Regions from separate parts of the Mus musculus genome. Here all the other regions are linked to region 4. Evidence: chromatin loops called from intact Hi-C (ENCODE). Cell type or tissue: left cerebral cortex. All regions are shown on one strand. Region 1 overlaps Tmem106a (transmembrane protein 106A). Region 2 holds the start of Rnu2-10 (U2 small nuclear RNA 10). Region 3 holds the start of Arl4d (ADP-ribosylation factor-like 4D). Region 4 holds the start of Dhx8 (DEAH (Asp-Glu-Ala-His) box polypeptide 8). Region 5 overlaps Nbr1 (NBR1, autophagy cargo receptor).

Region 1 (5,000 bases), 140 kb after region 4:
TGCTCGAGATCCCAGCACTTGGGAGTTGGATACAGCCAGCTTCCCTGGAACATGACTTTTCTTCTTACGGATAGTGTCTGGTACAGGGACACACACCTTTAATCCCAGCCCTTGGGAGGCAGAAGCAGTCAGGGCTATACAGTGAGACTCTGTCTCAAAATAAAACACAGTAACAAGAAAGAAAAAAAAAGCAATACCCAAAGAACACCCAAGAAAGTGCTCTGACCTCCACACGCATGTGCACAAGCATGCGCACAAGCATGCACACACAGATTCTTCGTGGGATGTTGGTACACCAGCACCCCTTGTTTTTCTGTCCAGGAATGCCCCTTTTCCTTCGGCTAAAGAACAATTTATTGTTAGAAATCTTTTACATTTGATGGTTTATACACTCTAATCTCAGCTTGACTTCCCTGGGTCTCCTTTGGTTTGTACACCTTAGCCCTGGCTACCCAGGAGGGAAAACTTGGTGCAGACAAGACTTCCTCTCCCTCTGTGTAGCCCCAGGCTAGTTACCCAGCTCAGTTACCACCATTTCCTTGCATTCTTCTCACTTCAAATTCAATTTTCCCCAACCACACCGCCCTTCGCCTTTGCACCTGTCTGGAGGGCAGAGGCTAGCTAGCTTTAGAGAACACACATTTCTGCTCTCCGGCAACAGACATCATATCTCCACCTGGAGTCCAGTAGAAAACTGGGGGTTACCTGTGGTTTGGCGTCAGTGTAGTGACAGGCAAGGAAGGAAATTCTGGTGAATCTGTCACTCTTCAGTCACATCCCAGAGGACAGCAGAGGGTGGGCCTGATGCAGAGAATCCATGAGAGCCCCACAGCTTTGGCCTGGTATCAACAGCTTATGTCCTTCATGCTTTCTGAACACTGCCCCTGGGCCTGCTCTACTGCCTGTCTTACCTGTGTGCACTCACATGGGCTCTGGATGGTGGGCTTAGAAACTTTCCTTTAATAAATATCTTTGCAACTGGCTCTGCCTTTGCTCTAGGGTACACCCGATGGTTTCTCCTCAGCTCCTTGGTTTCTGCTGTGAAGATAGCATTGGAGCCAGTCTATAGAGAAGAGTTTAGATGGTGTAAATCTCCCTTCCTGGAAGCCAGGGATAGTATTCCGAACCTGGGAGGATGAGGACCTTATTGTCTACCATTTACTGAGAGAAGTAGTCTATTACCCTCATTATCACATGATCAAAGCAAGACAGTACAGGAGAACATTTATAGTCACCCAAGGAGACCTTGGAAACAGCACTGGATATCCCCAAAGCCACTTATTACTGGGAGGAGAGCTTGAAAAAGATTCATCCATGCTGCAAAGTCTAGATAAAACTACAGCTTTCTCTTCGTTGCGATTGAAGACCCACCCTGGCGGAGCTGGGTAACCAACATGCTCAGTCCCAAGACAACGCCAAGGTAGCCGTTCCTCCCCACACAGACCATGGGTAAGATCCATCAGAAGCGACTCGTGGGGGAGTGGGGAGGTCTGAGGACTCAGGGACTATGACATTGTTACAGAAGCTCTGTGTGCTGAGGGTGTTAGGGGAAGGCAGGGCCCAAAGCAGGACTTTTCCTTCAACAAAGTCCCTACAGTCTTTCCTTGAGCTCCACGGAGCTGAGCTGCAGATCAGCTTGCAGGTGCCTGGAGTCCAGGGGCGGCAGACAGATCAGGCTGGGCGGGGCAGCTCCAGGTGGGGCAGGGACATGTTTTCTCTGCAGTCTACATATTCAAAGCTCTCGAAGGGCAGCTGTTGCGGATGGCTTAGGAAGGAGCAGGTCAGAGAACCCCTGGAGAGGAAGCAGGGCTTGTGGTAAAATCAGAGAGGGGAAGGACAGCTTTGGCCTGGCTCTACTGTGTGTGTGTGAGGCTGGCTCCCTAAGGACCTCCCTCCCACTTCCTTCGGCTACCTGCTCTGCCAAGATACTGAGGCAGCTGCCCCACCTGTGTTCCCGAAGCTCCAGGCAGGGCGCCTAAGCAAGACCTGTGTAAGATAAGATCTGGAACAGGCCCTAATCTCTGGAGCTAACAAAGACGATATCAGTTACCGGGTGCTCTTTCTTTACCCTGTGTAATATGGCTAAGTCGAGACTGAAGTGGGAGTGGGGACACAGGAGTTCCACGCCATACTTACTGGATATTCAAAAGAATATGGTGGACTCTGATTTTCGGCCATGTACAGATTTTGCTGAGAGAGAGAGAACATTGAACTTTGTTTTACAGTGAGCAGGTGGTCAGGAAACTCCAAGGAGACTTACAAGTCACAAGGCACAGTTTTCTTGCCTCCCATCGGAAGCCTCTAAGATGTCACTCCTAACTCTTATTCTCTAGGATGAGCCTGGTCACCTGGCCATCCACGTTATTGGCCCAAGCACACCCTGACCTCTTCTTGGCAGAAAACTAGGTATTTTTCTTCCACAGGGATTCAAAGAGTCCGATTCACATAAAGATTAACAAAATTGCACCCTGTCATTCTAATCTAGGCCCAACAGGAAGAGAATGTGGACTTTTACCCTTGCATATTGCAGTCCTAGCCACAAGAGGGCAGGCCTGAGGCGGGTCCCTGAGTCTGAAGCAACCAGGAAACCGGTAATCAGAAAGTGGATACTTTTAAAATTTAAAAATACATTTGGTTGCTGGGCAGTGGTGGCTTGCACCTTTAATCCAACCATTTGGGAGGCAGAAGCAGGCGGATCTCTGAGTTCGAGGCCAGCCTGGTCTACAGAGCGAGTTCCAGGACAGCCAGGGCTACCCAGAGAAATCCTGTCTCAAAAAGCAAGAAACATTGCGTGTAGGCACACTTGAGTAATGGTAAATGTCTGGATATCAACGGACAACTTGTGGGAGTGGGTTCTCTTTCTCTTCCTATCATGCAAGACTGGAAGATTAAACTCAGGGTATGGTGGCAAACACCTTTACCTCAGCAGCCCTTCAGTGACTATTTAGCTGGTTAAGGAGAGAGGAGACCAAAGGGCACTCACTATGTGTTTTCATCCAAAATCCTGCTGGCAACTTCGTAAGGCATCTGTCAAGCAGAGGGGCACAAGATTAGCTGTACCTCAGGCTGGCCCCTCTCCGTCACCACATTACATGCCTGTGTAGAGGGCTGGCCAGGAAGAGGGACGTTACCTGCTCACTGGCCAATGGGCCGATGTGCAGGCGGAGGCTGCTGGTGACCTGGCCTACCACAGAGGCCTGGTGGAGCACCTCGGCCGTCAGCTGTGTCACTGTGATGGGATAGAAGTTGCTGTTGAAGATGTTCAGGACATTCTGGAGGTGACAGCAAGGAAAAGCATAATTTAAAATTTTTTTCAGACCTTTTTTAAAAAAGATTTATTTATTATTATATATTATTTATAGTACACTGTAACTGTCTTCAGATGCACCAGAAAGAGGGTGTCAGATCTCATTACGGATGGTTGTGGGCCACCATGTGGTTGCTGGGATTTGAACACAGGACCTTCGGAAGAACAGTCGGTGCTCTTAACCGCTGAGCTCTCCAGCCCTCAAAACTTTTTTTTTTTTTTTTTTTTTTTTTGAGACAGGGTTTCTCTGTGTAGCCCTGGCTGTCCTGGAACTCACTCTGTAGACCAGGCTGGCCTCCAACTCAGAAATCTGCCTGCCTCTGCCTCCCGAGTGCTGGGATTAAAGGCATGTGCCACCACGCCCGGCTCAAAACTTATTTTTAATGATGTTATTTATTTATTTATTATATCTAAGTACACTGTAGCTGTCTTCAGATGCGCCAGAAGAGGGTGTCAGATCTCATTACGAATGGTTGTGAGCCAACATGGGGTTGCTGGAATTTGAACTCAGGACCTTTGGAAGAGCAGTTGGTGCTCTTAACCACTGAGCCATATCTCCAGCCCTTAAATGATGGTTCTTAAAACACGTTAACCTCCCTTGTAGCCCACTATCCACCAGAAGTAGTGGAAAACAAAGGATATGGGGGATGTGGACCAGTTTAGAAAGGCTCTTTGGAGCAACTCCCATCCGTGCTGTCTGGAAATCAGCAGTTCAGTGCATAGGTCAGCAGCGGCAGCTCTATCTACTGGCACGCACTTCACGGATACACTAGCAGTCCAGTTCAGTAGTCAGGTTAGCAACAGCGGCGACACGACAACCTCGCAGAGACAGCCAGGCCTCAGCCTCAGCTCAAGCTCTGCTGTGCCTCTCTCAGGGAAGTGAAGATCAACGAAGACTTGTGACCCACAAGCATTGCACAACTAGCTGTACCAGCAAGCCTAGCTCAGCCTCCGCATCTCTGTCCAGTCCTATTTACACCCTCCAAACATCACATGTCCTCCACACGCCTTGCCTCAGCACATGCAGCTAATTAGTGAGTCATCAGAAGCGGCTAGAAATGGCAGCACACCAGCACAAGGTTTTTTTGGGTGTTTCTCTCTCTCTCTCTCTCTCTCTCTCTCTCTCTCTCTCTCTCTCTCTCTCTCTCTCTCTCTCTCTCTTTTTTTCTGAGACAGGGTTTCTCTGTATAGCCCTGGCTGTCCTGGAACTCACTTTGTAGACCAGGCTGGCCTGGAACTCAGAAATCCACCTGACCCTGCCTCCCAAGTGCTGGGATTAAAGGCATGCACCACCACCTGGCTTTGGTGTTTCTCTTTATAGCGTCCTGAAAAACGCAGCTCAACTATGCAAGGTAGACCAACACATGTGTGTTACATGTTAGCCAAGTATCCTTCATACCTGTCCTTTCATGTGCTTGCTTTAGCAGAACATCTTCTCTCCTGTGTCCACTTTAAGGAAATGTTCCTTTGCGTGTTTGTCCCAACATAACGCGCAACCGACTTTCCAACTTCAGGAAAGAAACGGTGACGATGGCACCCCATGGTAGGGAGAGCACAAGCAGCTGCATCAGCCTAGCTCTTTGGCCTGAGTCCCACCCCACCCTTTTGGGCCTCAGTTTCAAAGGACTCTGAAGGCTCTTAATGACAGGGGTCACCTTTAAGGGTTCTGTGGTGTACCCCTACAGTCCCAGTC
Region 2 (5,000 bases), 75 kb after region 4:
AGGGGTGGGCAGCAACACGGCTTAGCCAGTAAAGGCCCTGGCCCCACAGGCCTGACAACCTGAGTTCCATCCCCTCAGAGTTGTCTTCTGACCTCCACACTGTTGAACACACACACATTCACACATCATTCACAGACATTAAAAATGCATATAAAATAATATAAGCTGGCTCAGTGGTTAAGAGCACCTGATGCTCTTGCAGGAGACCTCCATGGTGGCTCACAACAATCTGAAACTCCAGTTCCAGGGATCTGATGCCCTCTTCTGACCTCCTTGGTCACCAGGCACACAGAAGGGGCATAGACATACAATCAGGACAGATAAGCTCATATGCATAAAGTAAAATAAACAGATCTTTATGAAGTCAACATTGGGAGTTTTAAGATTTATTTTATTTATATGAGTACATTGTAGCCATCTTCAGACGCACCAGAAGAGGGCGTCAGATCCCATTACAGATGGTTGTGAGCCACTATGTGGTTGCTGGGAATTGAACTCAGGACCTTTGGAAGAGCAGTCAGTGCTCTTAACTGCTGAGCCAACTCTGTAGCCCTTGGGAGTTTTTTGTTTGTTTTTGTTTTAAATCTTTTAGTTATTCTCTGACAATTTCATAAATGCACACTTTTAATAAAAGTTTTGTTTTTACTTTTATGTGTATGAGTGTTTTGTCTGCATGTATGTCTGTGTATCATGTGGAAGCCTGAAGGACAGAAGATAATATCTGATCCTTGGAATTAGAATTGTGGATGGTTGTGAGCTACCACATGAGTGCTGGGAATTGAATCTGGATCCTCTGGAAAGGCAGCCAGTGCTCTTAAACTGTTAAGCCATCCTGCCACCCCTGTGTGTGGACTTTTGGGGAAGAAAACCAGTAATGATATAATACCTTATATAACCTCAATACCCCAAATCCTGGCATGCTAAAACCTGGGACTTCAGAGTAAGTATGTACCCCTCACTAACACACTGGATGAAACAAGCTACTTATCCCTGGGACTGGCACTCCCAGTGAGGAGTTTCAGTGATGACAATATTACCTTGTAATAGGTAAGGGAGGGTGAGAGAATGGGTGGATCTTACCCTGGAAATGACTGCTGTCTTCTTCTGAGACAGGGCCTCTGTGGTCCAGTTGGCCTAGAACCTAGAACTTGACATGCCCCCCCCACACACACACTCTTGTCTCTACTTCCTAAACTGCTTACAGATTACAGAGTCTGACACCACTCCTGTCCCCACAAGTACAAGTCTAAATGAACAGATGAATGGCAGGGAGGCAAAGAGGGTTAGGAACAGCTATCAGCTAGGAAGTCACAAAGACCCCCTTCATGCCCACTCCTCTCCAAGACCCACTTTTCTTTCTTTTGTTTGTTTGTTTTTATTTTGGTTTTTTTGAGACAGGGTTTCTCTGTGTAGCCCTGACTGTCCTGAAATTCACTCTGTAGACCAGCCTGGCCAAGACCCACTTTTCAAATCCCAGTTCATGAACAAAATGGAGAAACAGTGGTTGACCATGCCTTTAAGACTTAGGAACTTGGGGCTGGTGAGATGGCTTAAAAGCACCAACTGTTCTTCCAAAGGTCCTGAGTTCAAATCCCAGCAACCACATGGTGGCTCACAACGAAATCAGATGCCTCTTCTGGAGTGTCTAAGACAGCTACAGTGTACTGACATATAATAAATAAACATTAAAAAAAAAAGACTTAGGAACTTAAGCAAGGTTGTCTTGATTTTGAGACCATCCTGACTCTGGACTAGCTGGGATACACAGTAAGATCCTATTTCAGAAGAGGAGTTGCAGGGAGAGACAGGGAGGAGGGAAGGACACTCACAAAACCCCACAATCTAAGCCGGACGTGGTGGTGCACCCCTTTAATCCCAGCACTCGGGAGGCAGAGGCAGGAGGATTTCTGAGTTCGAGGCCAGCCTGGTCTACAAAGTGAGTTCCAGGACAGCCAGGGCTATACAGAGAAACCCTGTCTCGAAAACCCACAATCTCATAATGGGTGCTGGAGCAAAGTACTGAAAAGGTTCGGAGCTTTCCCCAAATAGGATCCATCCATTTCTAAATCACAACTAAAACCAGAGCCTAGGGCTGGAAATGAGCAGATGCTGCCTCCTGGTGGACACATTTGTCCCTGTTTGACTTTCCTAAGAAGTGAAAATGACTTGGGTCCTTTGCATTTTCTAACAATATTTGTAGAACTTCAGATTGTGGGTGCAAAATATACTGGCTTTATTTCCCCCCTTCCTTTCTTTTCTTTTCTTTCGGAAAATGAGATTTAAAGTACCACGATCTCTGAGTTGAAGGACAGCATAGTCCACATACCCTGCCGGGCAATGGTGGTGCATGCCTTTAATCCCAGCCCTTGGGAGGCAGAGGTAAGTGGATTTCTGAGTTTGAGACCAGCCTGGTCTACAGAGTGAGCTCCAGGACAGCCAGGGAAGAGGGGAAGAGGAAAAACTCTTAAGATCATGGGACTGAGAACCGCGATGGCTCACCTTGTTCCTGACTGTATATAGTTCTTTAGCTTGTTCTTGCAGTGAGTCTGAAATAAGAGGTCCTACGTGAGATATAAGACGTCTAAAGAAACTATACTTGGGTTTTATTAGATCTAAGCAGATCTCTCAAATTGTTCTTTCTTTAAACCACTCTTATTCCCCAGAGGGGGTGCACCGTTCCTGGAGGTACTGCAATACCAGGTCGATGCGTGGAGTGGACGGAGCAAGCTCCTATTCCAACTCCTACTTCCAAAAATCCATTTAATATATTGTCCTCGGATAGAGGACGTATCAGATATTAAACTGATAAGAACAGATACTACACTTGATCTTAGCCAAAAGGCCGAGAAGCGATACCGAACTGCGCCCACACGCCCCATACACTCAACACCACACACACCTTCAACTCACGGTCGCCAACACTCGCGCGACCGCAAACACGCGCCCGACGCCGAAACTCCTCTTCTATCCTGTCCACCACCTTTACGCCAGGGAAAGCCCGAGGAATCCAAGGGGGCCGAGAGGATTTTGTTGCGCTTTTCGTTCCCAGAGTTCCGCGGAGACCAGGCGGCGTCCTTATTTGCATGCCCCGCCCAGCTCAAGTCAACGACTGAACGGAGCCGGAACCCAGCCTTTGGAAGGCTCCTTCAACCCCCCAGTTATGCACAGACCATTGAAGCTCCATCTTATTTATTTATAGCGCATTTCCTTGTTTGAGACTACGTCTCTTACTGTAGCCCAGGCTAGAACTTACTACAATGTTCCCGTCTCAGTCTCCTTAGTGCTAGGATGTTTTGTGACACTCACTACACAGCTTTGATCCCCCTGGCTCCAGTGTTAGCTCCTAGGAGGAGCCTGTAGAAGCAGGAAGTCCCAGTTCCCATCCTCCGGAAATGGCACCAAGGATCAGCATGGGGGATGCAGGGAGAAGGGGTTAAAAACCAGAGTAGTATGTGTGACCTTTTCCAAGGAGACATGACCAAGGTCTAGTCTCTTTCACACCCTGAAAAGGCACTGATAACCAACAAAAAGGAGGATTCCATCATTCCATAACAGAACCAGTGAGCTTACCAGGTTGCTTATGGATAAAAGGAAATGGGTTACTCATTGGACAATTGATAGCTGTTTTAGCAGTAGACCCTGCCGTTGTGTGAGGACTCATGAAAGCTATATGGATCTGGGCTCATTCAGAGATTCACCAGTCAGACCAGGAATACGTTTTAGTATGTGGCTTTTATCTAGATACTGGTGCCAGGGCTACAGCCTGTGAAGGGACTCTGGGCAGCTCAAGCTTGTTGGCCATGGCTCTGTGGCTCTGCTCTGGCAGGCCTGGCCCTTCTCCTTGATTCCCTCTGCCATGCTAAAAACCATTAGATTACATTTCTAAAGCTAGCTACCAAGGTCTATTCTCTTATTTGGCCACTTCCTCCTGAGGCTGACTACCAAGGTCCAGCTATCAAAGTATTGAAGTCCAGCAATCAAAAGCCCCCTCTGGCTCACCTAATTAACATGCCCAATTAAAATTATATACCTCAGCCGGGTGTGGTGGCACACGCCTTTAATCCCAGCACTTGGGAGGCAGAGGCAGGTAGATTTCTGAGTTCGAGGCCAGCCTGGTCTACAACGTGAGTTCCAGGACAGCCAGGGCTATACAAAGAAACCCTGTCTCAAAATAAAAACTTATATACCTCATGCTAGCACGGGGTCTTACACTTTTATATAAACCACCATTTTTTTATGGGCATGTCTGTCTCCTCTCTACCCAGAGGTAGGGACCAAAAAAAAAAACGCCTCCTTTCCCTTGTCCCCTTCCCATTCTCTCTCCTCCTCTATCTCTTGCCTTCTTCTCTTATTCCCTGGGGGCAAATAAATCTCCTGTGTTTTAGGAATCCTGAGCGGATACAGATCGGTTACACCCTGGACTAGAGAGCAGCCTGGAATCAGGGGTCAGAACAAAGTTACATTCTGTTACAAAGTTGAGGTTATCATCGGTTTTGCAAAGTCTTGGCTATCTCCAGCAAAGCAAGCACCTGCCTGGCATGACCTTTTATCTTTAATAAACAAGTTTTGTTAAAATTGTACAAGACCAAGCAATGACTAAACCAACCAAAAGCCCGTAATATTTGGACTTCCAACTTTGGTTTATAGTTTTTTTGACACAGGGTTTCTCTTGTGTAGCCCTGGCTGTCCTGGAACTCACTTTGTAGACCAGGCTGGCCTCTGCCTCCCAAGTGCTGGGATTAAAGACGTGCCCCACCATACCCAGCTCAGCAGAGTACTTTCTTAAAGATATATTTGTTATTTATATGAATATTTTATCTGCATATACACCTGCATTACAGAAGAGGGCATCTGATCTCATTACAGACGTGTGGTTGCTGGGAATCGAACTCAGGAGCTCTAGAAGAGCAGCCAGTGACTGCTGAGCCACCTCTTCAGTTCCAAGCATAGTAAATATTAAGCTTTAAAAGTTATTGGTGGCACACCCCTTTAATGCCAGC
Region 3 (5,000 bases), 68 kb after region 4:
GGGCAGCTTCGGGTCACCGTCTCTTCTTGCTCGACCGAGGTGCCTTCTTCCTCTTCAGGATCATTTCATACAAATGTTCCAGGCCTGGCTGCAGGCCCAGCCCGTCCACAGCACTGCAGCCCTGCACATGGGTGAGCGTGGCAGCTGCCAGCTCTCGGACCGCCAGCCTCTTCTCCACCTCGGCTGCACTCAGTGCCCCCGGTTGGTCCTGCTTGTTGGCCAGCACCAGCACTGGCACCCCCTGGTTGTCGGAAGCCTTGCTGATCCGGTGTAACTCCATTCTGGCTTCCTCTAACCTCTCAGTCTCTGCAGAGTCCACCACAAACACCAGTCCATCTGTCCGGCGGGTGTAGGAGCGCCACAGTGGCCGAAGCTTCTCCTGACCCCCAACATCCCACACTTGGAAAGTGATCCCACGGGAACCCCCCAGGGGCACGCGGATCTTCTCAGTATTAAAGCCCTTGGTGGGGACGCTCTGGACAAACTCCTTGAACTTGAGACGGTAAAGAAGGGAAGTCTTCCCCGCGGAATCCAACCCAATGACGACGACATGCAGGGCCTGGAAGTGCGGCAGAAAGGACGAGGCTGTAGGGGCCATTTCAGTCAAGTGGTTCCCCATGGTGAGCTAGGGTGCAGGGTGGACCTCAGGAGTAGGTCTGGGACTCCAGCAGAGGCCAAGAAGAGGAGACCTTAAAACGGCAGGTAGCACAAGCTGGGGTGTCTAAACAAGGCCAAAAAAGAAACGAGAAAGGTTTAGAATAAACGAATTTGCAACTTTTGGGTCCTTCCCCTAAACCTGCACCCTACCCTTCTAAATATTCCTTTTATTAAAACAAGGTTTGCCCCAGCAGTGGTGGAGCACACCTTTAATCCCAGCACTTGGGAGGCAGAGGCAGGTGGATTTCTGAGTTCGAGGCCAGCCTGGTCTACAGAGTGAGTTCCAGGACAGCCAGGGCTACACAGAGAAACCCTGTCTAGAAAAACAAAAAAGAAAAAAAAAAAGATTTTTAAGTGCCTCTTTTTCCAAAGTAAAGAAAAAATATTTTGTGCGTGTGTGTAAGCCACTCACAGCTTGAGTGTTAAAGTCAGGACAACTTACAAGAGTATGTGGGTCTCAGGAACCAATTAGGGTCCTCATGTTTTAGGGTAGGCGCTTTTAAACCATCTCCAATGCCTTTCTCCTTCCCCTCTTCTTAAAAATAAAAAATAAAAAAAGTAGCTACAGGTGTAACAAGGCGTGCTCCTGTCCCAGGGACTCCTAGGAGAGGCCCTGAGGTCAGAGAAACTCTCGGGCACTAGGATCTTCGAGGGTGCGGATCTTGCAGGCAAGATCCGAAGTAAGGTCGTTTCCCTGCACCCCTCTCCGAGATTGAGAGAAAGCAGAAGCTGTGCTCTCCACTCCCCAGAGGAGAAATCTCGCATGAAGGAGGCGGTCGGGCAGTGTGCCCAAAGTAAGAGCACCGATGTGGGTCGGGCTCCCACAAGCACCGCATACCCACAACGGTGGCACGCCCCTGCGGGCGCTTTGACCACCACCACACGGCCCTGCAACTCTCCAGCCAGCGGTCGACGCCCGCTCCCCTAAGCCCCGCAAGCCGGCGCCTTTGCATGGTCCAGACACCCTCCTTTACCTTCAGCCAGCCGCACTCTCCGCGAGCCACGCCAACCAGACACCGACTCGTCGCGTCTCAGCCACAGCGGACTTTGCAGTGCCGCTGCTCCGGTTCCTCGTTAAAAACCCTCTCGTGACGTCACACGACGCGGCCCAATCAGCGTCCCGGAGGCGGGGACTGAGCCAGCCTCTGCAGCCCCAGCCTGGAAATGGAGAGCTCGTTCTATCCGGAACCGCTTTATTTTAATCTTTTCTACCTTATTCAGTATTTGGAACAGAGCCTGGAACTCATTAGGGCTGGGAGGTGGGACAGACTAAAGGAACAGGCGTGGCTGCGCCTGACGAGAGCATGGAACGGAATGTCTAATAATGACACTACCCCATCCACTTGCCCTCAATCCGGCTGCCCCCCCCCCATACTTTCCTTCCACCTAAAGATCTGCTCGAAGAGATTCTGACATGTTTTCGTATCTTACCTCATTCAGTAGTACTCATTCAAGTCACTGTCTTCATCTAGTTTGCAAAGCAGTATTTACCTGGAGCTCTGATACAGCTGATTCATAATACTAAGCCCATTTAATGTATATAGGAGTACGGGGACGCTGACACACCAGAAGAGGGCATCGGATCCCCTTACAGATGGTTGTGAGCCACCATGTGGTTGCTGGGAAATGGATTCAGGACCTCTGCAAGGGCAGCAGTGCTCAGTGTCAGTTAAGCCAGTGGGTCAGTATATGCCCATGTGTTCAGTAGGAAATGTCAGATCTCCTGGAACCAGAATTAGAGACAGTGGTGACTGCCTCATATGGGTGCTGGGAACCGAACCTGGGTCCGCTGGAAGAGTAATAAGTGCTCTTAACCACTGAGCCATTGCTTCAAGGGATAAGGGGGTGGGGGGAGTATTTTTTGAGACAGGGTCTTTCTATATAACCCTAGCTATCCTGGAACTCACTATGTAGACTAGGGTGGCCTCATACACAAAATAATCCACCTGCCTCTGCCTTTAAGATTAAAGGCATGAAACCAGGCAGTGGTAGTGCATGCCTTTAATCTTGGGAGGCAGTGGCAGGCAGATTTCTGTGTTCGAGGCCATCCTGATCTACAGAGTGAGTTCCAGTACAGCCAGGGCCACACAGAGAAACCATCTCGGGAAAAAAAAAGGAAAAAAAAGGATTAAAGGCATGAGCCATCATATCCAGCTATATTTGGTTTTTTTGTGTGTGTGTTTTGAGATAGGAATCTCATTATGTAGCTCAGGCTATCCTGGACATCCTAACAATCTTTGGGCCTCAGCTTCCTGCATATAGAGCATGGAGGACCCCATTACCTCACAGTAGCATGTTAGGGACTGTTGTCTGTTTCTTACAGGTACAGAAAGCTGCAGATGGATAAAAGACTTAGTTATGATCACATTTAGGTCATATGTGGCTGAGCAAGATCTGTCTGAATTCAGTGCCAGGATGCTCACTGCTTGGCAATAGTCTTCTCATGGGGAGACTCTGGGGCGAGGCAGTCTTACGTTAGACAGCCAGCATTACACAGTGAGATGCTGTCTAAAAAGCACGATAAAAGAGACTTTAAAAGACAAAGTTCAACTGGGCATAACCACAGAGTGTTATCCCAGGTACTCTGGAGGCTGAGGCAGGAGACAAGACATGGATAACCTCTCTAGGCTAGATCATGAGTTCAAGGCCAGCACGAGCAACTTAACACGACCCTATTTCAGAAATACAGATGAACCAGTCATGATGGCGTAGCAGCAGAGAGTTTGCCCAGCATGCACAGACTCTGGGTTCTGCCCCAAGTACCTCAGTAATCAAACACAGCTCATTCCTCAGCACCAGCCAGAGTTCTAGGGCTACAGACACCTCAAGCCTCAAAGGTCACATTCCATAATGAGTGACAGACAGCGGCAGCTCAGGAAGACACAATTTTTTTTTTTTTTGTTTTTTAACAAATCATCAAATGGGGACTTCAGAGGGATTTCAGAGGGAAAGAATGGGTCACCTAGAAGTTTCTGAAAAGGTCTCTAGAAATGTAGCACTTGGGTGGGGCATCGTGCTTAGCAGTTAGTCGCAGTTCTGGTTGTCCTGAAGGGGAGGAGATGTTACAAAGGGCAAGGTGACCAAAAGGACAACAAGATTACCCTCAGTAAAAGCTACGCGTAAAGAGGATTGGGAAGGGAGGAGGGGAAGTCACTGCCAGACTGGCAGAGTCCAGCCCTTTCCTGCCGGCCACCTCCAGCCAGGACTGATAAAAAAGTTTCCCCATGTTTAACACCAGCATGCCTTGCCACCTCTGTGTCGCCTCCCTACCACAACATTGGCCACATGGGTTGCCGAGCAGTCCAGGAGCCTCCAGATTCCCTAGAGATCTTCTGAAATTTGTCTAGGACCCAGACCTTAGAAAGTAACTTTTTTACACACCCAAAATGGGGATGATGGGACAGACTGGAATGGTAGCTAAGGCCCTGAGGCAGAGAAGAGCATAGCAAAGCTGGAAGAGGGGAGCCATGGGGTAGGTAGGCCAAGGGCACAGAGAACACCACCATACACAGTTTTCTTTTATCTCTCTATTTTTTGTTTTTGTTTTTGCTTTTTTGGTTTTTTTCTAGACAGGGTTTCTCTGTATAGCCCTGGCTGGCCTCGAACTCAGAAATCCGCCTCCCTCTGCCTCCCAAGTGCTGGGATCAAAGGCATGTGCCACCACTGCCCAGCTTCTTTTTCTTAAGATTTATTTATTTTATGTATGTAGCTGTCTTCAGACACACCAGAAGAGGGCATCGGATCCCATTACAGATGGTTGTGAGCCACCATGTGGTTGCTGGGAATTGAACTCAGGTCAGGAACTCTGGCAGAGCAGTTATAGTGCTCTTATCTGCTGAGCCATCTCTCCAGACCCCTCTTTTCTTTTTCTTTTTGTTGTTTTTGGTTTTCAAGACAGGGTTTCTCTGTCTAACTTTGGCTGTCCTGGAACTCACTCTGCAGACCAAGCTGGCCTCAAGAACTCAGAGATCTGCCTGCTTCTACACAATTTTCTTTGTAAAAAATTCAAAACTGAATCGGGCACCGTAGTGTAGCCCTGTGATCCCAGCACTGGGAGGCAAAAAGTTCTAGGCTAGCTCAGTTTACTTGGTAAATTTCAGGGCAGCCAGTGTGAAACAGTGAACATTCAAAATGCAAAAATAAAAAGTTGCTGGTGGTGGTCCGCACCTCTAATCTCTGCACTTGAGAGATGGAGGCAAGAAGATCAGTTATTTAATCAAGGCCGACCTCAGCTTATGGCAAGCTTGAGATAAACCTGGGGTACAGAAGACCCTGTGTCAAAAAACAAGCATTCGAACAAACAAAAACCTAATACCATCAGGATGATAGGAAGGGATGGGGGA
Region 4 (5,000 bases):
ATCACATACGTACTAGAAAATTTAGCTTGATTGTCTAAATCCATTAACTTCGAAAGCCTCACCAAGCAGTGTGCTGGTGAAGGAGGGGAGGGAGACTATCAGCCCTCATTTGAATGTCTCAGAATTCGATTAGAGCATTCTCTTGCTTAGCAACAGCTGAGAGCAAAGTGCAGTTCACAGGGATGCCACCACCCAGCCCCTTCTGGAGGCTCTGCTCAGCTGGAGCCCTCCTTACCTTTACTGGTAGAAGGCTTTGCAGGAGGCCGCATGGTCTGTATGAGACGCAGGAGGTTGCTAATAAGAGAATCCTACAAAGAAAAGAAGCACAGACATAGCACGTCAGCCTCTGGATCTGGCTCAATATTACAATAGGATATGCTGTAGGGAAGTGTGCTTATGCCCTCAATGTGTGCTGACTAGACAAGAAAGCACAGAATGTCAGCCTGGGACAGCAGGAAGCTAAGTTAGACCAGAGGTTCTCAGCCTGTGGGTCACAACCCTTTTAGGAGTCACCTAAGACCATCAAAAAACACAGATATTTACATTATGAGTCATAACAGTAGCAAAATTAGTTATGAGGAAGTAACAAAACATAAATGTATAGTTGGGAGGCACCACAACATGAGGAACTGTATTAAAAGGTTGCAGCATTAGAAGGCTGCAGACCACTGGCTTGGACGATACCCAGAGACCATTTCTTCCCATCTTTTAAAATTGTCTCCAAACCCTAGACTATTATTGCTCCTGACGTCATTTTTCATTTGTTTGTTGGTTTTTTGAGACATGATTTCTCTTGTGTAGCCCTGGCTGTCCTGGAACTCACTCTGTAGACCAAGCTGGCCTCAAACTTAGAAATCTGCCTGCCTCTGCCTCCCAAGTGCTGGGATTAAAGGTGTGGGCCACAACTGCCCGGCTTGTCCCTGACGTCCTGATTCACAGAACAAGAATGTCAACATCAGGGGCTGGAGAGATGGCTCAGGGGTTAAGAGCACCAAATGCCCTTCCAGAGGTCCCGAGTTCAATTCCCAGCAACAACACATGGTGGCTCATAACCATCTGTAATGGGATCTGATGCCCTCTTATGGTGAGTGTCTGAAGACAGCTACAGTGTACTCACATAAATAAGATAAATAAATCTTTAAAAAATGTAAGTGAAGAAAATATCTAATAAAAAATTAAAAACAAACAAACCAACAACAACAACAAAAGAATGTCAGCATCCTCAGACTTACTGCCGGAAGTCCTGCGGCATTCTCCTAGGACAGTGGGGAAGGAATCTGGCTCCCTGGCCAGCAACGCAACTTTACACATTTGATGGCTTATTTACTTGATATGCACAAATCGCTCCTTCCTACTTAAAAATCCTTTAGTGCGATCAAAATTTAAATTCAGTAGCAACACCAAAGAAACAAAAAGGAAACAAAGAATCTTCAGATATACATACTGTGAATTCTGCACCATTTTTGACCAGAGAAGCCTTAAAAGTATCAAAGGTAGTATTTTTCTCAGCAAGACTGATGACAAATTCAGCTGTTAAAAAAAAAAAAAGGAATTATAAATGGACTCAGATAATAATTAAATTATAAAAGAACTCAGGAATCCGCCTGCCTCTGCCTCTCAAGTGCTGGGATTAAAGGCGTGCGCCACCACTGCCCGGCTTTGTCGTCGTTTTTTGTGACGGGTCATACCCTGATACATACCATGCCCAAGCTACCCTCAGATTATCTACGTGTGACTTTGGAATTACTAATCATTCTGCCCTCACATCCCAAGCCTGAGATCCTAGGCGCCTGCCTGGCTGTCATTTACTTTTGAGGACATTCTGAAAAAGCCCAACACCACCCAACCCTGTACCTATCAAACGGAAGTGTTCCCCTCATGCTTCTAATTCACATACTCGGCCTCTCATTTTCACAAGGGCTCCGGCTATGCATATAATTACGATCTGGGCCCCGAGCCTTTCTTATTTTCTCTCTGGGTCCCCTAGTCACAGTTTGCCCTTAAACATCTAATGACTAGTATGTGAGAGATAAGAAGATGTAACTAATTTAAGAGCACGGCTCAAAGCACAAGCTCGAAGTAGATGCTGACTACTGCCTGACTGTGCGAAGACCAAACAAGATAATGTAGATGAAGAGCTACCCATAATATCTTGTGAGCTTCTAAAAATTACTGGCCGTAATTACAACCATCATCTTCGCGGGGGCTGCTGCTGCTGCTATTGTTAAAGCTATTTCGCCCCCCAGAACTGAAAAACAACAATCGAGCAGAAATTGCTGCCCCAGCCTTCACCGGCAGCTCACAGAAATGGTTTCTAATAGCTCGGACCGGATGGTTCTCAAGCAGAGGCCACCGCCACAGGTTCCCGGAGCCCAAGTCACGATGACACACACACAGACACAGACAGACAGACACACACACACACACCATCAACCGCTTCTCTCCTGCCTCCCTCACCCCCAAAATCAAAAGCCATCGGGACCTTCCTCCAGCTCACCCAGATCCTTGTCGTTGATGCCCAAGTGATTGTCCAGCTCCGTGCAAACCTTCGACACCAAAGACAGGTACTCAAGTTTAGCGAGTTCTTCCGCCGGGCCGGGCTCCGAGCCCATTAGGACCCCGGCGGCGGCCACGGCTACAGCCATGGCTACAACTTCCCTTTGGTCTCCTTCCGGCCGGCCAGAACGCGAAGCCACAGCTTCCACTTCCGGGTCGGCGCTCGTCTCTTTTGTTTACAGGGACGTCAAGTAAAGTTAACCGTCTTTGTAAGGATCAGCGAGATCTGGCAGGAAGTTCCCACAGACGGGCCAGACGCACTGAGTTACGCTGTTCGTTCAGTGGCGGCCTCTAGCGGGGGGGAAGACTCCACCCGCCTTTAGGTTTTTTTAAGGATCAATCTCAGCGCGCCTCTGTGATCCGTCAGCAGAGGGCGACCGTGGCCTGCGCGACTGAACAGCGCCTCGGAAAAGCAAGTTGGCTTGTCCTTGATCAGCTCAGTTCCTGACCTCATGGCAAGTGATCTCAAGTGACCTTACACCAGCAGACGCTAGATTCTGGCTGCTTATCTGTAAACTCGGATAATACGGTCTAAATGAAATAGATATGCAAAGTGGCTGAGCCACAGTAGGCACACTGAAAATATTAGTTGCTGTTATAACCCCCCCAAACTGCGAGTGGTCCAGCAAAGCTTATCTCAAGCATTCCTGTTGCCAAAACCCTCAGTCCTCTTAAAATCTGCTTCTCTAAATGTCAGCTGTGTTGTGAACCTGAGGTCATAAATTCAGGTGTCCCAACTTTTACTTTTCCCTTTGGCAGAACCTTGCAATGAAGATGAAGGGTTTCCCATGTCTTAGTATTCTGTGTAAAAAACAAGAAAATACTTCCTCTAAGGTGAGTAGCCCTCCCATCAGTCAAAAGACAGAAAATGAGCCCCCTCTGCTACTGTTGGCTGACTCTGTTGCACTACTGTGTCTTTGAATTATTGGGAACACTTCAGTGATAACGAGTTGCAGGGAAGCTGGGCAGGCTGGTGCTCTCCTTTAATTGAAGCACTCGGAGGGCAGAAACAAGCTGTTCTCTGAGACTGAAGTCAGCCAAAGTTACACAGTGAGAACCTCTCTCAAAATTGCAGGCAAAGGACTATCACAGTAGTTCCGTGTTTCCAGGTTCCCAAGGATTTAGTACATTGCCATCTGAGTTCCTGATGCCCTTCCCTTCCTTATAACTTACTTGTTTTTATTTCCTATACATGGTTTTGCCTGCATTCATGTCTGTGTAAGGATGTCAGATCCCCTGGAACTGGAGTAACAGATAGTTGTGAGCTTCGGTGTGAGTGCTGGAAATTGAACCCAGATCCTCTGGAAGAGTGACCAGTGCTCAGAACCATGAGCCATTTCTCCAGGACTCACTCCTTCCTTCCTTCCTTCCTTCCTTCCTTCCTTCCTTCCTTCCTTCCTTCCTTTCTCCGTGAACAGAATGAGAAAGTCTGCCCTTGATGCTGCTTGCTTATCTGCCAGTATGGAGTTAGGTTTCAGGAGTTAATTCCACTTGACCCTTCTTTCTCTACATCTCCTTGCTACTAAAACTTCATATTTCTATCCAGCTGCACTTTTAACACTTAACAAGAAGAAAGGACAAAGAGATTGGGAGCTGTTTTTTAAAGCTCTATCAGAAAAGACTCTAAATTGGACATGGCTGCACTCGATTTTAATCCCAGTACTTGGGAGCTAGAGGCAGGCAGATCTCTGTGAGTCCTAGGCTAACCTGGTCAACATAGTGAGTTCTGGGACAGCTAAAGCTAAATGAAAAGACTAATATCCCAGGTGTAAATCATGCCTGGTAAATCCCAGCACTTCTCAGGAGACAGAAAGTCAGCCTTAGTAACTACATGGTGAGTTTGAGGCCAGCCTGAGCTACCTAGCAAGAAAGACCCTATTAACAACCACACAAAAACGCTATAGAATCATAACATGTAGTCATGGTAACAACTTTCAGAATTGTTTGAGAATTGCTGTGTGTATGTCTCAAGAGTAAACATGAACAGGACACTGTAGCCACCCGCGGCCACACGAACTGGGGGAGGCTTACAGGACAGTGTGTTACATTTTATCTTCTTTTGAGTACTGGGGTTGTAGCTTGTTTGGTAGAGTGCTTGGTTAGCATGCAGGGAGCACTGGGTTCAAACCCCCCCCCCAAACTATGTAAAAAGCAGATAAGGAAGAGCTGAAGAGATGCCTCAGTGATTTGGGGGTGCTGACTGCTCTTCCAGAGGACCTGGGTTCAATTTTCAGCACCCACATGACAGCTCACAACTGTAACTTCAGTTCCAGGAGATCTGACACCCTTTCTGGACTCCATAGGCATTGCATTCACATGGTGCACAGACATCATGCAGGCAAAAGACTCATACACCTAAAATAAAGATAATAAATCTTTTTTAAAAATAATAGGAAGAGGCAGGCGGATCTCTTAGGTCAAGGCCAGCCTGGACTACAGAATGA
Region 5 (5,000 bases), 160 kb after region 4:
TTGTTGTAGAACAGCAACTTTGTACATGCAGTCTTCAACAAATCTTAGGTTCTTTTCCTGTTTTTCCCAGAGTAGCTTAATTAATTAAAATGATAGGAAATGGCGGGCAGGCTGTGTGTTCATTAAAGAGACTGTCTACACATAGTCCTTGCCATGTTAATTGCCAATCCAGACAGAAGGACTGCCATTTGCACTGGTGACTTGGGGGCTGAAGTTAAGGAAAAGAAACCACACACTGACCTGTGCAGTGACTGGTGGCCCAGAAAACAGGGCCTTGTACGCAGAGGCAGCAACAGACAAAGCCCCCTTCACCAGTCCTCCAGCAATGCTGCTCCCATTGTGGTGCCTACAGAGGAAAACCAAATTATCTCCCCTAATAAAACATGACCTTACAAGATAATGTGGGTGATAATCTCGAAAGAAAAATAAGGTATCCTTAAAAGAAAAAAAAAATCAGATGTAAAAAGAGAGAATGAAATGTTTTCATAGCTACAGATCTTGGTTTGCTGCAGGGCTCTGGCTCGGCTGGCAGAAGACCTGAGTACTGCAGGAAACGCACACCCTAGTTACTACGCCAGTTTTCCATCCCAGCTGAAAATTAATGTGGTCATGGGCACACCTGGATATCAGCCATCTGTCTGTACATCTCAGAGAAAACCTGGCAAAGGAAATGTGATTTTTCTGGATTCTGATCTGAGACGGCAGGGACCAGAGAGGCAGCGGTATGTAAGAAAACCAGCTAGATGCACCTGGGGCTTGGCCTGCTTGTCTTCTTGGGCATTACAGGTGAGGTGGATTTCAGGGTAATCCCTAAAAAGTGATGCACTTAAGCATGAGCTTTAGCTCTCTGCCGGTGGTGCTCATAAGTGTCAGACGTAAGAACAAGGAGGAATGAGGGTGCTCCTTCCTGTGCTTGGAAGGTGCTCATTTAAGGTGCTCGCCACCTGCTCTCAGAGGCTCATTCAAGCAGAAGCAATGCTGGGATGTCTTCCTGTTTCTCAAGAAGAGACTTCACAAGGTCGTTACCTTGAGTGGTCACAGCTCCTCTGTCTGCTGTTTGCGAGTCCTGTTGAGCCTCTGGGCTCTAAAAGCAAAAGAGCTGTTGGTTAGCTGCAGCACCCACAAGCTATTATCAAGGCAGGCGGCAAGTTAATGGGGGTGTCTTTAGTTTTTTTCTCCTTTCTTTTCCTCTTTTAAGTTTTAGAAAGGTCTGTGGCTGATTTAAGTCACAGAGGAAGACAAATTGTCTAGAAATGCTGGGGACATCATTGAGTAGAAAAATAACCCTCTAATCCTGTAACCCTGATGTGTTAGTTCGCAGAGTTTTAGGTTGGGCATTTTTTGGAAGAGGAAGTGACCTTGAGTGGGGACCTCCTGACTCCTTCACAGTTCTACAGTCCTGAGACCTAAAATAAGGGCGCAGTCCTGAAGGCATCACAAACCAGCTGAGCTGCCGCATTAGTCTGTGAGGAAAAGCAAAACTGGAGCTGGAGCTGGCTGGCTTCCAAGGCTGCTCTTCCCAGCACAGCACAGTGCCCACCTCTGCAAGGTCTGCAACAGGCTTAAGAGTGGAAACCCAGGCCGGGCGTGGTGGCTCACGCCTTTAACCCCAGCACTCAGGAGGCAGAGGCAGGCGGATTTCTGAGTTCGAGACCAGAGTGAGTTTCAGGACAGCCAGGGCTACACAGAGAACCCTGTCTCAAAAAACAAAAAACAAACAAAGAGTGGAAACCCAGAGCATGAGGGAGGCATACAGAAAGAGGGAGAGGCAAAGTCTGTGAACAAGGCCACGGGTCTCAGAAACGGAGAGCCTCTTCATACCTGGTGTCCGTCCACTGGAAAGGAGCAAGGGAGAGAGCCTGGCTTACCTCCTCTGATGTCATCAGGGGCTGGGGGAACTTCGTGCATGGTAGCTGGTGAATCCACTCCTGGTGAATCCACTCCTGATGACTCACACTGTCCACAAGGGGCGCTCCTTTAGAAAGAGAGAACAGTGAAGGTGAGCTGAAGAGTAGCCACAAGCACTAGGAGAGTGCAGCAGCGTGGCTGCTGATCCCATCATGTGTGAATCTGGCAGTGTGAAGGTCAGAAGGACTGAGTTCCACTCTCTGATGTCCTCTCTAGCCACAATCCAGCTAGAGAAACTGGCTTCATTCAGGTCACCTCTCCCTTCCTGAGCACTCTTTATTATATTTAGGGCTCTCACATTTTCTATACGAATAGTAGAGACAATGACCCAGCTCCAGTAGACGTGGTATATATCTGTAAGTTACTTAATACATATCTCTGCCTGTGAGAGCAGCACATGGAAGATTCGAGCTTTTCTGCTGAACAGGCCCTCACACTCACCAGGCAAACCTTGGAGCTGACAAATCCTCACCCACATTTTTTTAAAAAAATATTTATTCATTATATGTAAGTACACTGCAGCTGTCCTCAGACACACCAGGAGAGGGCGTCAGATCTCATTATGGATGGTTGTGAGCCACCATGTGGTTGCTGGAATTTGAACTCAGGACCTCTGGAAGAGCAGTCAGTGCTCTCAACCGCTGAGCCATCTCTCCAGCCCTTCACCCACATTTTTGTTACAGTTACTCAACTTAAGAATCAAAACATAAAGGGATCATCCAGAGATGTTTGTATTTAAAGATTTTTTATAAAAAAGTCAGTAGACAGTCTATGTTCAGGGAAGTAAGGGTAACTAAAACAAACATTTGTTTAAATCTCAAATTTACAAGTGCTGAGAAATCTGAGTATAATTTTTATTCACCTAAGTTTAGATTATAGAAAAAGAAAGGTTTGGAGATGAAGCTGGTCATTCCAGCTCTGGAGAACAGGGGGGCTGAGGTGCTGAGCAGTACCTGGACAATGCTGCTGGAAGTCCTGCCACCTCGGGGACTAGAGGCACCGTGTCCAGAGGCTGTGAGGTTGTGAGGATGTCGCTGATGCTCTGCTCCTGTGGCTGGCTCTCCCTCTCTGGGAGTCTCTCTCTAGCCTCAGTTGGTTCCAGCCCAGACTCGATCCCAGGTTCGCCTTCAGCCCCTCGCTCCAGGCCTGGCTGGGAGAGCGCAGAGCTGTACATGGAGTCCCCCAGGGGGCGGCTGGTATCAAAGCACTCAGGAAGGATGATGATATAATCTTCAGAGGAAGCAGAAGACTGACTTTGGACTTCTTCATCTTGGACTTCCTCCTCTTCCTCAACGACTTCTTCCTCAACAATGTGGACAATCTCCTCCCTCTCATCTCCACGCGGTCCTTCTTCAGGCAAGGCAAATTTCACTAAGGAATAAAAGTAACCACCGTGAGGGAAGAGGCCGTGGATCACGAGCTAGCACAACGGGCACAGTGGAAAGAACCAGAGGAATGGGCTGTTTCTAGAGCCATGACTGTATTCTGTCTCAAGACGATGCCAAAACAAATAGATGGGAAGTCAACAGAAACAGGTGTGTGGGCTCAAACAGCCAGGCTTCCAATGAGCACTGTGAATCCTACTGTCCTTTTTTCTTTTTATTGTGAAAGTTAAGACTGAGATAAAGCTCCATCAGAACTGATAAGCTATGGGGGGCTATGAGATGGCTCAGTGGTTAAGAGCACTGACTGCTCTTCTAAAGGTCATGAGTTCAAATCTCAGCAACCACATGGTAGCTCACAACCACCCGTAATGAGATCTGACGCCCTCTTCTGGTACATCTGGGGACAGCTACAGTGTACTTATTTATAATAATAATAAATAAATTTTTAAATTAAAAAAAACAAACTCGTAGGCTAGCTATCAGTGGCAGAAAAAGGACTCGTCGTAAGCACTTCATGTTGTCTGCTTGCTTTCCTTTACCTTAGAGAAGTGATAAAGTCTGATGAGAACACTGGTAAATCTTAGGAGTGGGTAGAAAGGCCTCAAGATCCTATCAGAGCAGTAACTATGAATAACTGGTTTATCCCTCCACACCTTTCTTCTATTTGTATGTACAAAAAAAAAAGCATTCATGTGCATGTTCACTTTAAGCAAAAATAGGAAAATCACATTTAAAGGTATATGCAGGTCAAATTTCATTTTTTTTTTGGTATGTGTGATATATACTGATTATACCTGAATGTGTGCATGTAGGTCAGATGAGGACATCAAGTGTCTTCCTCATGGCTCTCCCTGAACTTAAAGCTGGCCATTTTGGCTAAGCTGGCTGGCAGTGAGCTCTGGGGATCTACTTGTCTCAGTTCCCTGATGCTGGGGTTACAGGAAGATAGGGCTGTGTTTGGCTTTTAGGTGGGTAATGAGGATTGAAACTCAGGTCTCGTTTAAAGAGTAAGGGCTGTTACCCACTGAGCTATCTTCCCAAGCCCTTGAATTTGGTTTTTTGTTTTTTTTTGGTTTTTCAAGACAGGGTTTCTCTGTGTAGCCCTGGCTGTCCTGGAACTCACTTTGTAGACCAGGCTGGCCTTGAACTCAGAAATTCGCCTGCCTCTGCCTCCCGAGTGCTGGATTAAAGGTGTGCACCACCACGCCCGGCTCGAATTTGGTATTATTATGATTCACTAGAAACTGAATTTTTTTGGATAGTTATTGAGACATATGGAACTGGCTCTATCAATTTGATACTAGCAGTCTGTTCTGAAGGTCTTGTGCATGTTAGTGCACAAGTGTGCAGGTAGATAAGTGAGACTGTCTGAAGACCAGAGAGGAGGCCAACACTGGGTGTAGTTCCCTAGAAGTCATTCCCACATCTTTTGTTTGAAATGGTGTTTCACTACATAGCTGGCCTTCAAACTTAAGAGAGATGTGCCTACACCTGCACCAGGAATTCTGGGATTAAAGGCATTTATAAATGTCTGTCCATCTACCTTACTTTTGAGACAGGGTCTGCCACAACACCTGAGGTTTTACTGAGTGCTGGACATGGAGCTGAGCTCCCCGAGCTTGTAAGACAAGTTCTCCATCCACATCCACTCTCCAGAACTGCAAAGGGGTTTTTATGGTAGAACTTAATGCTGGGGACAGCCTGGCA

The links. A loop is a pair of places that touch in the nucleus more often than their neighbours do. Peaks named below come from ENCODE experiments on the same cell type or tissue, not always from the same donor. Only the 100,000 strongest peaks of a DNase experiment are listed, where the experiment ranks them.
Region 1: it touches region 4 in a loop (3-fold over the local background); 6 of 42 quality-filtered maps call a loop at or near these places.
Region 2: it touches region 4 in a loop (10-fold over the local background); 41 of 42 quality-filtered maps call a loop at or near these places.
Region 3: a loop joins it to region 4, with 5 times the contacts of the local background. A loop is called at or near these places in 41 of 42 quality-filtered maps.
Region 5: it touches region 4 in a loop (2.0-fold over the local background); 7 of 42 quality-filtered maps call a loop at or near these places.

What each region holds. Positions count from the first base shown.
Region 1 is chr11:101,587,125-101,592,124 of GRCm38, reverse strand. Tmem106a (transmembrane protein 106A) reads right to left here. Exons shown (of 9, transcript NM_144830.3): 6 at 3,132-3,272; 7 at 2,984-3,027; 8 at 2,137-2,190; 9 at 340-1,792. The coding sequence ends at 1,672. Among named protein-coding and RNA genes, the nearest start is that of Tmem106a, 7.4 kb to the right of the region's middle. In left cerebral cortex, a CTCF peak has its summit at 2,537 (motif pointing right); DNase peaks (open chromatin) are centred at 2,543 and 4,286; H3K27ac peaks cover 230 bases.
Region 2 is chr11:101,656,092-101,661,091 of GRCm38, reverse strand. Rnu2-10 (U2 small nuclear RNA 10) reads right to left here and starts at 2,854; the gene lies at 2,668-2,854. In left cerebral cortex, CTCF peaks have their summits at 431 (motif pointing right) and 2,130 (motif pointing left); DNase peaks (open chromatin) are centred at 2,108, 2,649 and 3,045; H3K4me3 peaks cover 520 bases; H3K27ac peaks cover 2,018 bases.
Region 3 is chr11:101,662,269-101,667,268 of GRCm38, reverse strand. It overlaps Arl4d (ADP-ribosylation factor-like 4D), which reads right to left and starts at 1,728. Exons shown (of 2, transcript NM_025404.3): 1 at 1,632-1,728; 2 at 1-721. The coding sequence starts at 619. The coding sequence ends at 14. In left cerebral cortex, CTCF peaks have their summits at 2,238 (motif pointing right) and 4,413 (motif pointing right); DNase peaks (open chromatin) are centred at 475, 1,473, 1,766, 2,187 and 2 more places; H3K4me3 peaks cover 2,389 bases; H3K27ac peaks cover 2,307 bases.
Region 4 is chr11:101,730,686-101,735,685 of GRCm38, reverse strand. Dhx8 (DEAH (Asp-Glu-Ala-His) box polypeptide 8) reads right to left here and starts at 2,730. Exons shown (of 23, transcript NM_144831.2): 1 at 2,498-2,730; 2 at 1,445-1,530; 3 at 236-308. The coding sequence starts at 2,645. In left cerebral cortex, a CTCF peak has its summit at 2,870; a DNase peak (open chromatin) is centred at 2,806; H3K4me3 peaks cover 1,178 bases; H3K27ac peaks cover 780 bases.
Region 5 is chr11:101,573,278-101,578,277 of GRCm38, reverse strand. Nbr1 (NBR1, autophagy cargo receptor) reads right to left here. Exons shown (of 24, transcript NM_008676.3): 20 at 2,862-3,279; 21 at 1,869-1,975; 22 at 1,027-1,084; 23 at 241-346. Among named protein-coding and RNA genes, the nearest start is that of Tmem106a, 6.5 kb to the left of the region's middle. In left cerebral cortex, CTCF peaks have their summits at 1,955 and 3,683 (motif pointing left); no DNase peak of the experiment used is centred here.